Linked DNA regions of Homo sapiens: region 2 is linked to region 1. A link is a loop called in an ENCODE intact Hi-C map of the cell type or tissue named here. Cell type or tissue: HCT116. All regions are shown on one strand. Links, peaks and the distances in the headings refer to the core of each region. The heading gives the core; the rest is flanking DNA.

Region 1 (9,444 bases), core at 549-8,548:
TTTACTTGGCAAATCCATCCATCCTTCCAGTCCCCATTTAGAGACCACCACCCACATGAGGTGTCTCTTAGTCCTCTCAGCAGGAATGAGGTGTCTCTATTCTGGCGCCTCGTAACACTGCATGTATAATTTACTTTTAACACTTATCTCGTTCTGTCTTAAGTTCTAGTTGTTTGTATACCCACCTTATGCTTGCTTACAGCTCAGCAAAGAGCACTCCTGCCATCTACATATGTGTGTCTCCAGAGCCTAACTCAAGGATTTTACATAGGTGGAATGGAAAAAATGTTTGTTGAATAAATATAACTGGTTTTAAATGTTATTTTAATTTTTATGTGTACAAAACCTCCTACCATAAATAGAGATCATATGTACAATATTCTCGTGCTCTTTAATTATAGCTCTTCTAGAGTGAATAGCATTGATGAGGCTTCAAATTAGTAGGTAGTCATAGAACTATTTTTAATTGAGTTCTAAATGTTCTTTTAAAATTTAATTTAGATGTAAGTGTGTTCAGTATTTCCAAGTTCACTTTATACAGAGTATGGAAACCTTGACCCAGGAGGCCTTGAGAGAAAAAGGCCCCTGTGCCTTTTCCCAGTCTGCCCACTCACTGGCTTCATGGGAGAACTAGACTGTTCTCTCCCACGCTCATGTACTCGTCCCTGTGCACTTCCCAGAATTGAAATTATGGCTCTTGTTTATGTTTCAAATAACTTCCTTGTGGGCATGTTAAGTAAGGAGAGAGATGTCAATACAGATGTAATTAAGCAGGTTAAAGCCACCTGAGAATATTTGTCTATAGATAAATGACAATGTGGCTAACCTAAGAGCACTTACTATTAGTAGATCTCTAGGCTGGTCCATTTCACAATTTAAAGTCCTGTATCAGGAGACATTGTCAAAAATTATCTTTACATTTATTTAGAGCATGGGTCTAATAAGATCATTCATCTAATAATTTTGAGAAACTCTTTCTGTCCTAGAGCAATGCTTCCCAAACTGTACTGTACGTACGTATGACCTGGAGATCTTGTTGAAACGGAGTGTGATTGAGTAGGTCTGGGGTGGGTGCAGGATTCTGCATTTCTGTTCAGCTCCCAGGTAATGAGGGTGCTGCTGGTTCATGGACACTAGGCAGAGACCTAGCGGAGGGTTCTTGGAGTTTGGTGATGAACTCATCCAGGTTCGTCAGTTATGCAAAATGGTTTTCTTTCTGTGTCTTGGTTTTCCTCATCTGTAACATGAGAATATTGAATGAAATGGTGTCTAATGGCTCTTCTCAACTCGAACATTTTATGATGACACAGGAGGAGTTAAGAAGAATGAAGGGGCAGGCTGCGGTTCTGAGCACAGATTTATTCTCTTGATCTCAACCCAACTTTCATATTTATTAATAGTTTATTTTAAAGGTAGTATGAATGACATACTGTAAGTTTTCCGTATTTATATTAGAATGTAGACCTTCACAATATAATTATAAATATGACAACTTAGTAAAGAAATTGCATGTAAAATATACTTCCCCCTCCACCCTCATCATTTACATGTGTTTTGTTGCTTTTATTTTATTAGGAAATACTCCATAGCTTGGGTGGGATTGAAAACCTAGCTCAGGTAAGATTCCTTTTGTGGTGGCTGGTCTTGCCTTTTCATTTTGTGCCTGCTATGAGCAAGAATTAAAAGGGTATGTGACAGAAGGTGGCTTTCCTATGTTATGCTGTCTGCCCCAGAGAGGGACAGACAGCGTTAAGTGTGAGTGTGAGGCATGATACTCACAGAGCAGGGAGGAACCCACCACATTTTGTTCTGGCTAATTGGGCTCACTTTACTCAGCCTGATGAAATGAGAAAGTGCTATAAAAGGTCACATGTCTTTAGCTAGTAATAATAAGAAATAGGCAGCCAGGTGCGGTGGCTCACACCTGTAATCCTCGCACTTTGGGAAGCTGAGGTGGGTGGATCACCTGAGGTCAGGAGTTTGAGACCAGCCTGGCCAACATGGTGAAACCCCGTCTCTACTAAAAATACAAAAATTAGCCAGGCATGGTGCCAGGTGCCTATAATCCCAGCTACTCGGGAGGCTGAGGCAGAGAATTGCTTAAACCTGGGGGGCGGAGGTTGCAGTGAGCTGAAGTTGCACCACTGCACTCCAGCCTGGGCAACAGAGCGAAACTCCGCCTCACAACAACAAAAGGGGCGATGGCTGGAAGGCTGAAGCCCTTAGCATTGTATATACCATATGGTGGGAGGAAAAGAAATATGTATATATATATGCATATATATTTGAAACGGTGTCTTACTATGTTGCCTAGGCTGGTCTCAAAATGCTGGGCCCAAGCAATCCTCCTGCTTCAGCCTCCTGAGTAGCTGGGATTACAGGTGTGTGCCACTGGGCCTGGCAAGATAATAAACTGATTATGAAGATGTTCAAAACATTTTCAAACAAGAAAATGATTACTGTGCTCACTAAAATACTAATAAATAGATGACAAAGAAAGGAATGATCTTGACCTTATTTATTTTTCTGCTTTGCTAACTACTGAGCGAGGGTAAGCAAGTGAATATATATACTGAGCAACTCAGAGGCTTGCATTTATTAATACAATAAAACAAAATTTCTTTTTCTTTCTTTTTCTTTTTTTTTTTTGAGATAGGGTCTCACTTTGTCACCTAGGCTAAAGTGCAGTTGTGTGATGTCAGCTCACTGCAACCTCTGCCTCCCAAGTTCAAGTGATTCTTGTGCCTCAGTCTCCCAAGTAGCTGGGATTACAGGCATGCGCCACCATGCCCGGATCATTTTTTTTTTTTTTTGTATTTTTAGTAGAGACAGGGTTACACCATGTTGGCCAGGCTGGAATAAAACAAAATTTCTGATCACGTTTTTGAGTTGGAACAGGCTAGTCTCCTAAAACCTGTATAATGTTTACAGAAAGAATGATTTTCATAATAAACATGTGGCCCTGCAAACTCATTCTGAATAATTAATGGAAGATTAAGTTGGTGGCAATTTAACATTAAATCTACTTTATTTTATTATATTCTTAGAAAATTGATTCATGTTTATTTTTTGTTTTCAAGAACCTTTTAAATTGACTAGAGGTGTACCTCATTTAATAACTTAATATTTCATAAGATTATGTTACAAAGCATCTTCTTATCCATTTTAACTTCCATTATAATATTAGAAATTACCTGTTTCCCTGAGCCTGTTTCTTATTATAATCATTATCCACAGTGAGAATTATCAGACTACTCAGTACGCATTTTATTCTGATTATTGCTAACTGCATGTATGCTGGTTAGACATATATTCAGAGCTTATATACGTCAGTAAAATATATACAATGTATTATAAAAAATTCTCCTAAAAAGATACATTGAAGAATAAACATTCTATATACTATGTATTATGTATCTTATATGTATCTTGTATTTGGATACTAAATTACACAACAAACTTACTTAGTTAAGAGTCATTTTGAGACTTTTGAGAGTTTATAGAGTCTTGAGATGGTCTTTCCCTCAACTTCATAGCACGCAAGAGAAGCCAAAGAATCTAGAAACCCAGTCACCTTTTGCACTTGAGCGATAACTGTTCCAGGAGCATGAGAGTATTATTTGATGAATCTGTTTTGCCACCTACAGTTTATTTTAAGAACTGCAGCATCTTGTTCCTTGCTTCCTTGGGTGCTTTTGGTGTCCTGACTGGCTTGTTGGTTTGGTCCTTCATGCAGTATATGGAGATTGTAGCCAATGAGTACCTCGGCTATGGAGAAGAGCAGCACACTGTGGACAAGCTGGTCAACATGACATGTAAGTGTTATTGCAGGGACACAGCCATTTTTGTGGACTTGCTAGAAAAAGCAGTATGGTGTTTGCAGCAGGAAACAAGGATACTTTAAATATTTATTAATGTTCGCACACACAGCTCAGGTGTTGAGCATCCAGGCCAATTGTTATATTCAGTGGCAACATACAGCCAGAAGAAAGATGTTTAGATTACAACCTTTACCTTGAAAAGCACAATTTATTTAATGCAAGAGAGGCTTCCATAAAAGCAAATTTTGGTAAAATCTATTTTTGCGTCTTTTTATTTCTGTTAAAATGTCAGAGACTATCCAGTTTTTTTTCTATAAAGTTGGGTTAATCATGATTGCCTACCTCATAGAATCTGAAACATCCAGAGCATGAAAAAGAAAAATAACAACAAACCTTATCTGATGCTGCGAATGTGAAAACATTGGACTGTGAGTGTGAGGTATTCCTTAGTCACTCAATCTTCTCCCGTTGGAGGCTCTTCCCAGCCCTGCTGTCCTGCACTCCAGCTTTGATGAGTCACAGACGTCCTGCCGTGTGGGATGCCTGTCCGTTTTCTTTGTGTGACTGGACTGGCTCTTCATATCTGCTTGTGGAGCAGCACAGTGATTCTCAGATCCAGGGAGAGAAGAGTTTATGGCAAGCCCTGGGCACTAGGAAGTCTCTTTGAGGATGACTATTTTCCTCAGCTGAGGAAACGTGCAGGTTCCTCTCATTTGCTGGCCTTCCCTCTCTTCTTTATAAGTTGAAATCTTCACAGAGAGGATCTTTGAAGAATAGGCCTCACTTTGAACTGGTAATGATGTTAAGGAACTTCAAGTGGAAAGAGAGGTTTGCCTTTTTTGGTATTTTTATATTTCATTATTACAATAATATTAGAAAATAAATACCAGTGGAGCTTGAGGAGTAATTCTTGGGGTAAAAAAGTAGCCATGCTGCTCCTGCATCTGTTGTTCCTTTTGTGCTGTGTTCCCTTTGACCTTTCTCTGCCTGCCCATATGCACTGCAGATCTGTGCTCCTGGAAGTACTCCCCCTTTAATCTCTGGATGCCTCTTTGCGCTCTTTCTTTCCTTTATAGATATTTTTCAAAAACTTGCTGCAGTCAAAGATCAAAGAGAATGGGTCACCACAAGTGGAGCCCACAAGGTGAGTGGCCCCTGAAAGAGTTAATGCTTCAGCTCCCTATGGCAATAGTTCACATTAGGGAAGTTCAGAGCCTTTGCGGTTAAGTCATGTGTAATTAGAATCCACAAACCTACCAGCCTGGCCTGAGATTGTGGATCTTTGTCAACCCTTTTATATTCTTTACCAGCATTACAAGTTAATAGAGATATAATAAATACAAGTTTTCTGGAACTCTTTTCTTTTTTTTCCTATGCCATTTAATACCAACTAGGTTTATTACTTAAATATTATTTGAAAAGCCCCAGCTATGTATAAATACACCCTAGGTGTGCATTTATAAATAAGTCAACAGAAATAAACAAAATGTACATATGTATACATATAAATTCCATATGGCATGTGGGGCTATATTAGTTTGAACCATATATGATTGCCATTGTAGGTCAAAACAGACTATATTTATAGCAAAACTGTTTAGACTGTAGCCATGTGGAGCCAAGTTTCAGAAACCTGTTGAGTTTCATATCCCGGGAAGCCACTTTCTAGTGTATATGGGAGCAAGATTGCCTAAAATGTGTTAACACATGCTGCTCATGGTCTAGAGGATGATTCTAGGTGATACACAGGTCAACATTTTTTGTTTCAGTAGCCAGCTATTTCACAGGTATTATTGCTTACAATTGGAAAAAATTTTTTTGAGTTAACATTAAAGATGTTAGTTGAATATGGCAAAAAATGTGAAAATGATATGTAATGGATTGAAGTTTGGGAAACATTAGAAGACAGAGAAGAAAGAGAGAAGAAAAAGAGGAAAGGATCAGACAAATAAAGATAATGATAACTTCATTAAGATAAAATGAAATCATAAAGGCAAAAAATCCATATACTGGAAACATAAAAATTACCTTAGCCGTTGTTGCGCAGGTTGCAGCTCTGACCTGAGACATTTTGGGAGGCACTTTTCAGGGGCACTCCGCATTCTGAAAATGTAGAGAATTTTCCAAATAAGAAAATTTGCCTTAACGAGAATTCAGGGAAAGCCACTGACAAGCTACAGACTTCCAGCTAAGTCATGTTAGTTAGGATGATGCTTGGGAGCATCAGTGATGCACTTTCAACATCAATTAGAAATCTGGGAGGCAAATGGAATGCTCGATAGTATTCATATCTTGTTTAGTTTGGCAAAAGAATGAAAGTTTCAATATTTTGTTGAAAAATCGTTTCATAATTTGGAAAGTGCCTAGCACAATGCCTGGCTCAAAGTGAGTTCTCAATGGCTGATCACTACCACTATTGTAATTTATGTCATTAATCTTCCTGGTTCTTCCCAGCGTGGGATCAGAAGGGGGAGAGAATACTTGGGCACATGGAAATAGAAGGATGTATGAGAACCAGGCTGGTCATGTAGCTTGATGCCTTTTCTTCCTGTCCTGGGCAAGGAATGGCTACAAGAGGTTACTATCAAGAGTTCCAAAGTAAGGAGAGATGGACTCCTGCCATCTGTAAAGAACTGGATATTTTGAATGTTTAATAAAACTCTTTTTAAGATAAACTTTTATATTGACTGCAAAAAATAAAAAGGAAGCTGCATAAGGCTTGATAGGGCATAATTTTTTTCACTATTCTATGGGTAAAGCCATAATAAAATAAACAACTTGATTATATTGACAAAAAGTGTTTATAAAGATATATTTAATGCCATGAAAAAATTTCAGTAGATAACATTAAGAAAAAAACATAAGAGAGAGCAGCTTTAACATTATATATAGTTTGTGCTTAATTGTATATGCACATACATTATAAACTACTAAGCAAAAAAAAAAAACAGTTAAGCCTATATGATCTTAAGAGGGAAGCATTTTGTCATTCAAGCAGCTGGTAATGGAAAATAAATTAATGTTAATGTTGAAAAAAGAAGCTTGTAGTACTTATATAATTAAACTTTATTTTACTTCATTTTTCAGACATTAGTAAATTTACTTGGTGCCCGAGATACTAATGTTCTATTGGGTTCCCTTCTGGCTCTGGCTAGTTTAGCAGAAAGGTAAGTAGTGTATTCTAATATACTTTCCAGTTCTGCTACTATAGCAATTTAGGTGGTAAGGATGCAAAATAATCAGTTACTTTGTCAACTACTTAATACAATTTCTTGATAAATAAGTGTGAAATAACATGTTGAAGAGAATCCTGGATAGAAGGCATTATTTAAAAATTTAAACTGGAAAGGCAAATTGCAGTTTAAAATTTTCTTTTTATTTCCTGACTGGAAATATTTAGTCTTTTCATCTAACCCTCAGTTACTTCTAATTTCAAAATTACCATAATATTTCTTTGGCAGTTGAATCTTTCTGACCATCTTAATTCATTCTTACCTGTGAATTTTAACATACAGAACGTTTTCAAACATCTGTGGGCTTTGAAAAATTTTCAAGAAGATCTTTCCTCTTATAAATGTCATGATTATTTTAAATGTTTTTATGACAATAAGTGGACCATTGCTTTTCTGTGAATAACATATGATTCCTTTTGTTTTTTGATCTCTTCTCCCAAGATAATATTGGAGCTAGGATATTAAATAAATAAATTTATATGGTTAGGCTTTGTGTCCCCAACCAAATCTCATCTTGAATTGTAATCCCTGTAATCCCCATAATTCCCTCATGTCAAGGGAGAGACCAGGTGGAGGTCATTGAATCATGGGGCCATTTCCTCCATGCTGTTCTCATGATAGTGAGTGAGTTCTCATGAGATCTGATGGTTTTATAAGGGGCTCTTCCCCCTTGGCTCGGCACTTATCCTTCCTGCTGCCTTGTGAAGAAGGTGCCTTGCTTCTCCTTTATCTTCCACCATGACTGTAAGTTTCCTGAGGCCTCCCTAGCCATGCTGAACTGTGAGTCAAGTAAACCTCTTTCCTTTATAAATCACCCAGTCTCAGGCAGTTCTTTATACCAGTTTGAAAAAGGACTAATACATGGATCTAGCAAAATATGCTTTTAGTAATTGCTAATATTTTTCAATTTATAGTCAAGAATGTAGGGAGAAGATAAGTGAACTCAACATTGTAGAAAATCTGTTGATGATTTTACATGAATATGACTTGCTTTCTAAAAGGTAGGATTGCTAACAGTAGAAAAAGACAATGCAGTGCCTTTATTTGACAGATACACTTGTTATTATTTTTATTACGTCATGTTATTTACATTGTAACTGAATATGATGAGTCAGCTTGGCATTTATTTTCTGTTTAAGTTTATATAAAGAAAATAGAGCAAAGAAGTATATCCATTTATGTTTAGTCCTGCATTACTTCTAGATCTGGGCATAGAAGCTGATGAAATAAATTTTTGTGATATCATTTTTAATGTTTTGTTTATTGCATTTATTTATATCCTGCCTTTTTAGGGAAAGAAACTCTGAGGTGGCTCTAGTTTTAGTAATTTCAAATTGTATATTACAATAAGTGATTAGGTTGCTAAAATCCATTTGCATGAAGGCAAGTAAAATAAGATAGCAACTGACTTGTTTTGTGATCACCTGCTATGATAACTCAAAATCTAGAGTAAAATGGATTCATTTTTACTTGAACTGCATATTGTTCTAATAACTATCCAGATAGTTATTAGATTGTACTTAAATAGAGTTGCAATCTATATCATTTGATATTTAGTTGAGTAATTTTCTAAAGAGGCAAAATAGATAAAAAGAAATCTCCAGCAATGGAGCCCTGACACTTAACTCATAGTAAATCCTTTTGGATTCTTCTTCAAAACTCTCATAAAAGAGCATTAAATATAGATAATACTTATAGACTTGGTTATCTGAACAAACAAGGTTCCAAGCTTGGTACCAGGTGTTGAAAACCAAAGATGAATAAGTTATAAATATGTAGTGTAGAAGAGGGTCAAACAGTGCTATAACTGATACGGTAGACAGATGCACAGGGTACTCTGGGAACATGGAGCAGAGACTTCCCAATTAGAATGTGGAGTCATGCAAAGTTTCCTGGAGGAAAGAGAAGATATCTAGGCAGAGAGAGAGAGACAACATAAAAACAGTATGTGCTTGGACATGGAGGCATGAAATTGGGTGTGTTAGAGGAATGTGATGGTTGGGCACAGCAGGACCATAAGAACAAAAGTGCCAGAGAACTAGAACAGATAGTTAATGATAAATTTAAAATGTAGCTAACTTTGATCAGTGTTTTCTATATGCCAAGACCTGCTCTAAGCACTTTGCTTATTAACTCATGTGATCTGCACATTAACCCTATTTTTCCCGTATTTTATAGATAAGGCAACAAGACACCTTTATCCAGGTCATGATGGTCTCTGATAAATAACGATGTGAATTTTATCATGAACATTATGGGGACTCATGGGAACATTTTAAGCATGATCAAATTTGTTTTTTGAAAGATCACTTTGATAGCAGTGTATGTGGGAGTGAGGTGGGGGTGTTTGTTTATATCCACACATTGAGATCCACTTACAACAAAGAGAG
Region 2 (9,444 bases), core at 815-8,814, 350 kb before region 1:
ATTTTATAGGCTACAGAGAGATGCATTTGGGGGTTGGGGGTTCCCTTTTTTCCTTTTTTTTTTTTGAGGCAGAGTCTTGCTCTGTCGCCCAGGCTGGGTGCAATGGTGCGATCTCGGCTCACTGCAACTTCCGCCTCCCGGGTTCAAGCGATTCTCCTCCCTCAGCCTCTTCAGTAGCTGGGATTACAGGCATGTGCCACCATGCCTGGCTAATTTTTGTATTATTTTTAGTAGAGATGGGGTTTCACCATGTTGGCCAGGCTGGTCTTGAACTCCTGACCTCAAGTGATCTGCCCGCCTCGGCCTCCCAAAGTGCTGGGATTGCTTGCATAAGCCACAATGCACAGCCCCCCTTGTTCTTAAGTTGTGCCCAAGTCCATGGTTGCTAGACAGCTCTGGCTAGATAACATTGGCCAGAAAAAATTTCCATGTTCTTTTCAGTCTAAGAGATGGGAAACATGCTCTGTGGTGAAGTTCAAAAGGAACTTGCTATAATAGATGAATGGTGCCGATTAGGAGCAATTGTGCAAATCCCTATCAAAAAAGGACAAGAGACATAGAAATCTAAGGGAGAACAGTTGTCTTGGTACGGCTTCTCTAAATCTAATTTCGATGTTACAGCTGCTTTGTGGCTACAGTATTATTATCAGAATGTGTTGATAGGAGTTATGCTGGGGAGAAGCCCACCTCCTGTAATAGATGTGATGGAGTCGGCAGGGGTGGAGGAGTCTCACTTAGAGAATAAGATTATCTCTATTGTAGTTACTTGAGGAACACAAACATCCTTTAGAACTTCAACTGAGATCAGTGTCCCCAGGTAAAAATAATAGCTACCATCTATCACATACTAACCATGTGTGAGGCTTCATCTTAAATGGTTGTCAGGTATTAGCTTACATATTCCTTACAACAACATCTGAAATAGATCCTATTAATATCCCTTTTTACAGATGAAAAAGCTGAGGCAAAGAGAGGTTAAGTAACATTTCCAGGGATACACAGTGAGTAAGCAGTAGAGTAGGGATTTGAATGTGAGTAATTTCCCTTCAGAACCCAAATTCCTAACTCCCTACTATATTGTTGCTGCATTGGTATAGGCAGGATTCTTTGGATTTGGGGTGCAGCAACCTAACCTAGGGGATGAAACCCACAAGCTGTTGGAGCAGAAACTGTATAGTTTCTGCTTTTTTTTTTTTTTTTTACTTACATATTTTTCCTATTTGGTTTTCTTTGATATTAACTATACCCTTTTTAGCATAATTAGGAAGTCCATGAGAATTGGATTTTTACAGTTGGGTCCAAATGACACAGAGGGATCAGAGTGCCTTGAGGCCACTGTGGTGACAGTAAGGCAGTGTTCAAGTGAGACAACACCAAAGGTGACCTGGCAAAGGAAGGCACAGTCAAGGTTGGTTGGCTGTCTACAGATGTTCTCATCTGGACATTCTCTTTCTGTGGCCAGACTTGGAGTTCCTGGTTTGATTTTCTTGGAGAACACAGAATTTTTTAAGATACCATCTTCAGAAGAAAGTTATAAATCAAACATACAAAACACACACACTATGTTAGTCTGTTCCCACACTGCTATAAAGAACTGCCAGAGACTGGGTACTTTATAAAGGAAAGAGGTTTAATTGACTCACAGTTCAGTATGGCTGGAGAGGCCTCAGGAAACTTACAGTCATGGTGGAGGGGAAGAAAACACATCCTTTTTCACACGGTGGCAGCAAGGAGAAGTATGAGTGAAGGAAGGGGAAAGTCCCTTAAAAACCATCAGATCTCATAAGAAATCACTATCACAGAACGGCATGAGGGTCACCACCCCAGTGATTCAATTACCTCCCACCGGGTTGCTCCAAGGACACATCAGGATGATGGGAACTACAATTCAAGATGAGATTTGGGTGGGGACATACCCAAAGCATATCTCTCTCTCTCTCTCTCTGTCTTACACACACACACACACACACATACACACACACACACAGAACTGAGAAAGGCTAAGTTAAAAAGGAGAGGCTGAACTTTGACCAAGTGGGGAAAAAAGTCTAGAATATCATCTACACAGTGGTTCCTGAAGTGCACCTGCACTTCGTCTAGTGGATTCCTGTTAGAGTAGCTCCTCTGTGGAACATCGTTTGGGGGAACGAAGTATTCCATAATAATGAATGTCACAGCTAACAAAAATTACCGCTTTTAATATTATTTTAAAATTTGTACATTTTTGCATGAAAAATGTCTTGCAAGTGATATATCTAACTTATATGCTGATGATGGTGGTGTTTACACAAACATATACCAGTGTGAAAATTCTCAGAACTGTATACCACCCCTAATCAATTTTACTTATGATAATTTTTTTTTTGAGATAGAGTGTCGCTCTGTCACCCAAGCTAGAGTGCAGTTGTTCGATCTCAACACACTGCAACCTCCACCTCACAGGTTCAAGCGATTCTCCTGCCTCAGCCTCCCAAGTAGCTGGGACTAGAGGTGTTGCACCTCCACACCTGGCTAATTTTTGTATTTTTAGTAGAGACAGTGTTTCACTATGTTAGCCAGGCTGGTCTCCTGACCTGACCTGAGGTAATTCATCCATCTCAGCCTCCCAACATGCTGAGATTACAGGCATGTGCCACCACGTCCAGCCCTGTATGATAATTTTTAAGACAAAAAAATTTTAAGGGAAAAAATTTCTGCATCTTTTGAGGGAAACATTATGGGAATATTTTTAAAGGGAAATTCCCTTAGTGTTTACAGCAGGTTGGAAGAATTTTTTAAATTAGAAAAAAAAAAAAGGCAGGTGTGGCAGTGGGGAATGTCCCAGCTTTCCTCAACGAGATATTGTGCATATGATTTTACCTCTTTCGTGGGGTTTGAGACATTCATTTGAGGAGCAGGCGACTGATGTCCCCCTGGGTAGAGGCAGTTTTACAGAGAAGCTAATGAAGCTTAAGCACCGTGACTCCTCGTCTGCACAGCGCCATAAGGGCAGGCTCTAGGAGGAAAGTGTAGCATGTTCTAAGTGGCAAGGGGAAACAAGGCTGCATTACGGAATTTTTTCCATGTACATGTTTCTGGTAAATTGCAGAGAGATTGCAGAAGAAAGAGACCTAACTCTCCAGAGTTCCAGGAATTTGGTGTGTGTATATTTTCCCATTATAAATAAATATTCACTTTTGTACCTAATTTTTATTTATATATTTGTTTTTTGTTTTGGTTTGGTGTTTTGTTTGTTTGTTTGTTTGTTTGTTTTTGTTTTTGAGACAGAGTCTTGCTCTGCTGCCCAGGCTGGGGTGCAGTGGCATGGTCTCGGCTCACTGCAACCTCTGCCTCCCGGGTCCTAAGCAATTCTTCTGCCTCAGCCTCCTGAGTAGCTGGGACTACAGGCATGCGCCACCATGCCCCGTTAATATTGTATTTTTAGTAAAGATGGGGTTTCACCATGTTGGCCAGGCTGGTCTCGAACTCCTGACCTCAGGTAATCCACCAGCCTCGGCCTGCCAAAATGCTAGGATTACAGGCATATGCCACCGCACCTGGCCTGTATTCTTTTTCTTTAAAAAGATCTATTAAGTTATATAAGCCACAAAACCTGAGTCCAGCCCTGCTCAAGGGTTACCTCTCGGAGGTATCTTGGGCATTTCATAACCCAGCATTGCTGCATTCTAGTTATTGAGTTGATTTTTTAAAGAGGATTTTTGTCATTATTCCTCCTTTTCCTGTGACAGTATGCCTAATGCTAATTGTTCAGACATTTTATTTGCTATTAATTCCCCTTCTTCTGACCTGTTGGAAATCAGAAAATCATATAGTGAAGTTTTTCATACTTAAACCCTGAGTGAAAATTAAATACAGTTTCTTGTATTTGAACATAATGCCTAAAACTTTTTTTACTCACTTCCCAGCTCCCACATGTACTCATGTGGCTGATATTGCTATGCAAGTTATTACCACTAGAGTTAGGTTTCTATTATATTTTGCTTGGCAAAAAAATAAGACATTTTGAAAAAAATAACAAAAGGAAGTAGGGTGTTAGGATATGATAATTTTTAAAGACAAATTCTAAGCCTTTAAGCTGTTTATTACAGCCATCTTGATCTCAAAGAAATCACCCAACAGTGTACGTGCAGGTACATGCAGTGGACTTTCAATCAGTATTTGTGCATTTGGTTTCAGAGGGCCCCAGGAACACCTGGCTGTGTCTATTTCAGGCTCTGCCTGTAATAAGCGATGGGAGATTTACTAAGTTACTCTTTCTCCATTGTATGGTCTCTAAGGCTCTTCCCACCTCTGTGATTCTGAGTCTACCTCTGGAATTATGGAATGGGTGGGCCTTTGTTCCAGGAAGTTCTGAGGTGTCACTGCAGCGTGTGGCCAGCAGGGGGCTGTGGCATTTAGTGGCCTTCCAGGTTCAGGTCTGCAGGATGCAGAATTGACAAAAAAAATAGATGTCCATCCATCCTCAGAGATTAGTAGTGAGCACTGCTCTTTCCAAACCTTATTCTCCACCTTCACCTATGTCTGATGTAGATTCCAGTAATAAATACTAATAACTATTAATATTAACTACTATGTAACTAACAAATTGCAATTTATACTTATTACTAATAACAATCATTTGTACTCACACAGTACTTTAGTCCTAATCCAGACATTTCTTTCCAGTTACCTGACAGAGTTTGTCAATGCAGAGGAAGAGGACTGGAGAGGCCAACAGTTTCTCCCAGTCCCATCCAGGGAGGGAAGACATCCCTTCTTTCTACCCATCACCTAACATAGCTCTAATGGGTACAGCATGACTCATGAGTTTCACGTCCATGCAGTCTTTGGGCCCATTTCTGCCTCCAAAGCTGATGATTTCAGTGATAAGTGCCTAAGAACTCTTTGCTGCTTGGTTGTACTTTAACTCTGGCTGCTGAGACCATAAGACATTGGGTACAGGATCAGTAAAACCCATATTCTTCTCTGCCCCTTTCTAAAGGACAGAAGATAAGACTCTACTGATTTAAAAAAAGAAAACAAAAAACAAAAAAAAACCTTTCTTGTGGCTCACGCCTATAATCCTAGCACTTTGGGAGACCAAGGTGGGTGGATCATGAGGTCAGGAGTTCAGGACCAGCGTGGCCAAGATGGTGAAACCCCATCTCTACTAAAAACACAAAAATTAGCCAGGCATGGTGGTGAGTGTCTGGAATCCCAGCTACTCAGGAGGCTGAGGCAGAGAACTGCTTGAACCCGGGAGTCGAATTTTGCAGTGAGCCGAGATCACGCCACTGCACTCCTGCCTGGGTGACAGAGCGAGACTCCATCTCAAAAAAACAAAAAACTTTCTTTTCTAAGTGATGATGAGGCAGCAAATTTAGTGAAAGAGCATGGATCCCTGATAAGAAACTTGAAATCCAGTTTTTGCCACTAAGCTATAATATGACCCTGGCTCACTCAAGGCTTCCCCTTCCCTTTCCTCATCTGGAAAAGGAGAAAATGAGCTTTCACAATACAAGGACCTCACTTAACATATTTGTATGTTTTTTCTTTGTTTTTAAAATAATTTATTGTTATTGCCATCTATGTAGACCACAAGATTCTGGAGGGTCCACAAAGTAGAGCTTAGCATCACCATATACCTAACTCACATTACACATCATCAGTGTAATGCACTGATAATAACGTTGTTCATACTGTAATTCATCAAAAAGGAATGTGCAACATGGCAGGCATTGTGTTGGGCATGGTTTTTGTATAAATTCAACAGGGTCATAATCTCTGCTCTCCAAGACTTTACAGGTTAGTTGGGGGTTCTGGAGCAATGCTGTGAATACCATGAATGTAGCGAGCACAGAGTCCCCTATCTCATACTAGGAGCCAGAGAAGACTTAAGGAGATGACACTTGAACTAAATCCTGAAGGATGATAGGAGGTAGGGAGATGAAGAAAAACAGCAAGGGAGCATTTCAGAGGGGCAAGAACAGCATAACCGCAAAGAGGTACCCTGGTCATTAATGCCAATCTAGATGTTCTGTGAAGAAAACCAAAGAGCAGTAGACCCCTCTGGTCCAGAAGTCAGGAAATCGTGATTCATGTCCTGGCAATGCCAACAGCTTTGTGAAACTGGCTCACCCATTCACATCATTGCTTTAGGCCTGTTTATTCATCAGTCTAGTAGGAAAGCAGGCTGGATGTCCTTGACGATGGCCCCAGCCCTAACTTTTTATGGTTTTGTGTTTTATGAGTTGACCCTAAGAACCCAAATGAGAGTTCTGAGCTTCCAGTGACGTTTCAAGTTGGTTGGCACCCCTGAGGTCATTGGCTAAGTCTTAATGAATATGGTGGGATGAATTATACCTAGCACAGCACAGCTGTTCAATGTTTATGTGAATAACCTGAACTCAGCTATTCTCCTCCTCCTCTCAGGAGGGGATGGAAACTGGAAATCATGATCATCTTTTAGAACCAAGGAAATCTGACATGTGACATGTTGGCCAGGCAGCACGGTGCTAAGTGATAAAGCAAGGAATGTTGTATTTGTGCTTGAAGTTGTCTTGTGGGAAAAGTTAGAAAGCTAACCCTGCCTCCTGTGTGGCCCCCAATATTTTTGATGGATTAGGGTCTCCTACACACACTTGGATTCTGGAGAATTAAGTCTTTAACCTTGAACTTGGCTCTTGAAAGGCCTTGAAATCCAGTTTCTTCTGACTGCCTTGAAATCCAGTTTCTTCTGACTCACTCAGGTAGGATACCTACCTTTGTATTGTATGTATTGGCCTACTATGAAAAGAAAAATAAATTCCTAGGCTGGAATGAGGGTGGGTAAGCAGGATTAGTACTGTCCTTTTCTTATCCTCAGCTGCTCAGTGTTTCACTAACTGGTTAAAGCAGAGAGGGCCTGTACGATCCTGTGTCCCCTCCTCCCTAGACTCCTTCTTGTCTCACTTTCTGGAAATAGCTCCTGTCCTTTATGGATTGGATCTTTCCACTCTTTTTTTTTTTTTTTTTTTTTTTTTTTTGAGACAGGTTCTCACTCTGTCACCTAGCCTGGAGTAGAGTGGCATGGTCTCAGCTGACTGCATCCTACGCCTCCTGGGTTCAAGTGATTCTCCTGCCTCAGCCTCCCGAGTAGCTGGGACTACAGGCGCACACCACCACGCCTGGCTAATTTTTGTATTTTTAGTAGAAATGGGGTTTCACCACGTTGGCCAGGCTGGTCTCAAACTCCTGAGTTCAAGTCATCTGCTCGCCTTAGCCTCCCAAAGTGTTGGGATTACAGGCGTGAGCCACTGCACCTGGCCCCTTTCACCTTTTAAATCCGGTTACTAACAGCCAGCCTTGATGTCCTCCCCAGAAAGAAGCCTCTTCCCCATTTCTGCCAGAAATCAGCAGACAAGTCAAGGAAAAGGGAATTAGGCCAGAAATGAAGACTCTTATTCCTTTGTCAAATAATAACATATGGCCAAGGGCCTTATTCTCTGAAGCTGTTTAACAGAAGGTGTCAAGAGAGGTTTTAAAAACACGAGGCAGTTATGGGAATAGGGGAAATATTGCATGACATTTGAACATTATTTATTGTTCTTCTAAATTGATTCCCCTGCGATCTTACCGGGTCAAGTGGAGTTTGCCTATGAATTGTGAGGAAAAGTTCTGCCTAAAACAAATGATCTCCAGAGAGAGACTTACAGGCAAAGTGAACCATGCCTAAGAGGATGTTCTAAGGGTAAAACTTGGGAACTTCAAGTACTTGCTGATTCCTAATGTCCCATCAAGGAAAATGTGGGAGGAAAAGGTAAAAGGAGATAAAGCACCAGTAGCCAGGATGAGTATATTCAAGGATTTCTGCTTGGAGCCAAATGCCATTAACTAGCACCTTGTTTCCACTGTAACATCTGATTCCAAAGAAGATGGACTTGAAGTTTGTTTTTCTCTTGGTCATAACCCTTGAACTGCATTTAAGCCCACATGAAGCCTCCGTGTTTATGACGGTGTCTAGCATAAGACTACCAGCTTGGGAAAACCTTTGTACATGATTGCTGATGTTACTGTTGTACGTTACTAAGGATGTGGTGGGCGGGGTGCTTGAAATGAGATTAAGTTATAGCAAAGCTAATTTTGTTGCATCCGTTGGAATTGATGAGGGATGGGTCAGCTGTTGGGGAGAAAGTCAAAGCCTGGCCTTCCTGGCCCTTGGGAAACTGCTTTGGAAAAGGGAACAAAATGACTCCCTGCCTTAGAATGATGACAGCAATTAGAAATCTGTATGTGAGTCTTTGACATGGGTCAAATATAAGTTCAGATATAAGGTGGTGTCTGCTAATTAGAAACTACAGGTATTGTCTTTAGAATCCCTTGGTTGCCTGGAAGGCAGAGCTGCAGAGGTAGTGTGGGGAGACTCTTGACCAATGGGATGAAAGCAAGGTCTTCCAGGGCCGGGCGCGGTGGCTCACGCCTGTAATCCCAGCACTTTGAGAGGCCAAGGTGGGCGGATCACCTGAGGTCAGGAGTCAAGACCAGCCTGGCCAACATGGAGAAACCCCATCTCTACTAAAAATAAAACATTAGACGGGTGCGGTGGCGCATGCCTGTAATCCCAGGTACTTGGGAGGATGAGGTAGGAGAATCACTTGAACCTGGGAGGCGGAGGTTGTGGTGAGCCGAGATCGTGCCACTGCACTCCAGCCTGGGCAACAAGAGCAAAACTCCGTCTCAAAAAAAAAAAAAGAAAGAAAGAAAGAAAGATCTTCCTTTTCTACACAGCGTGCTTCTTGGCCTGTATTCCACCCAGCATCTTGAGGCTAAATGCAGCCCCACTGGAATAAGAAGCATCAGTTGTGAGAAATAGAAGATTGTATTTACAACAATGCATGAGGCATAGAGAACTATTTTGGAGGGCATTCTTTCTGATTAGTTTTCTACCATAATTGGAGCCAACTGCCATTTTGTACAAGTTATCAATGAGCTCCACAGTACCATGGAACATTTTTGCCTTGGATATCCTGAATGTGACACTGGCTTTGTTCCCTGTCAGGTGTACCACTAAGATTACCTGGTAGGAGGTGAGGGGCAACCTAGCTACCACTTTTTTGCTGCAGGCTTTCCCTATGCTCTGTTGGTCTCTCTGCCTCTGTGTTATGAACAACACGGTTATAAGAAGCTATCCTCTTAATTTCTATAGTCTCTCTGAATAGGGATTTTTTAAGATAAATTTCTAATTTGGTTGAGTCAAAGGCAACTCTGAGAAACCAATGTATCCCCCAAATACAATCCACTCCCACAATGCGCCCTCTAAAAGAGTAATGCAAATTTTTTTTTCAGAGGCAGAATCTCACTCTTGCCCCAGCTTGGAGTATAGTGATGCAATCACAGCTCACTATAGCCTTGAACTCCTGGGCTCAAGTGATCCTTCCACCTCAGCCTCCCAAGTAGCTGGGACTACAGGCACATGTTATCACTCCC

The links. Peaks named below come from ENCODE experiments on the same cell type or tissue, not always from the same donor. Only the 100,000 strongest peaks of a DNase experiment are listed, where the experiment ranks them.
Region 2: it touches region 1 in a loop (9-fold over the local background); 26 of 110 quality-filtered maps call a loop at or near these places.

Annotation. Positions count from the first base shown.
Region 1 is chr3:27,306,470-27,315,913 of GRCh38, reverse strand. It overlaps NEK10 (NIMA related kinase 10), which reads left to right. Exons shown (of 36, transcript NM_001394966.1): 7 at 1,576-1,617; 8 at 3,737-3,815; 9 at 4,898-4,965; 10 at 6,909-6,988; 11 at 7,969-8,055. Among named protein-coding and RNA genes, the nearest start is that of NEK10, 58 kb to the left of the region's middle. RefSeq lists an enhancer at 3,867-5,066. In HCT116, for the core only: a CTCF peak has its summit at 3,645; DNase peaks (open chromatin) are centred at 3,683, 4,343 and 4,939; H3K4me3 peaks cover 805 bases; H3K27ac peaks cover 2,025 bases.
Region 2 is chr3:27,654,305-27,663,748 of GRCh38, reverse strand. No RefSeq gene overlaps it. Among named protein-coding and RNA genes, the nearest start is that of LINC02084, 54 kb to the left of the region's middle. RefSeq lists an enhancer at 8,359-9,145. In HCT116, for the core only: CTCF peaks have their summits at 4,152 and 4,356 (motif pointing right); DNase peaks (open chromatin) are centred at 3,948 and 4,388.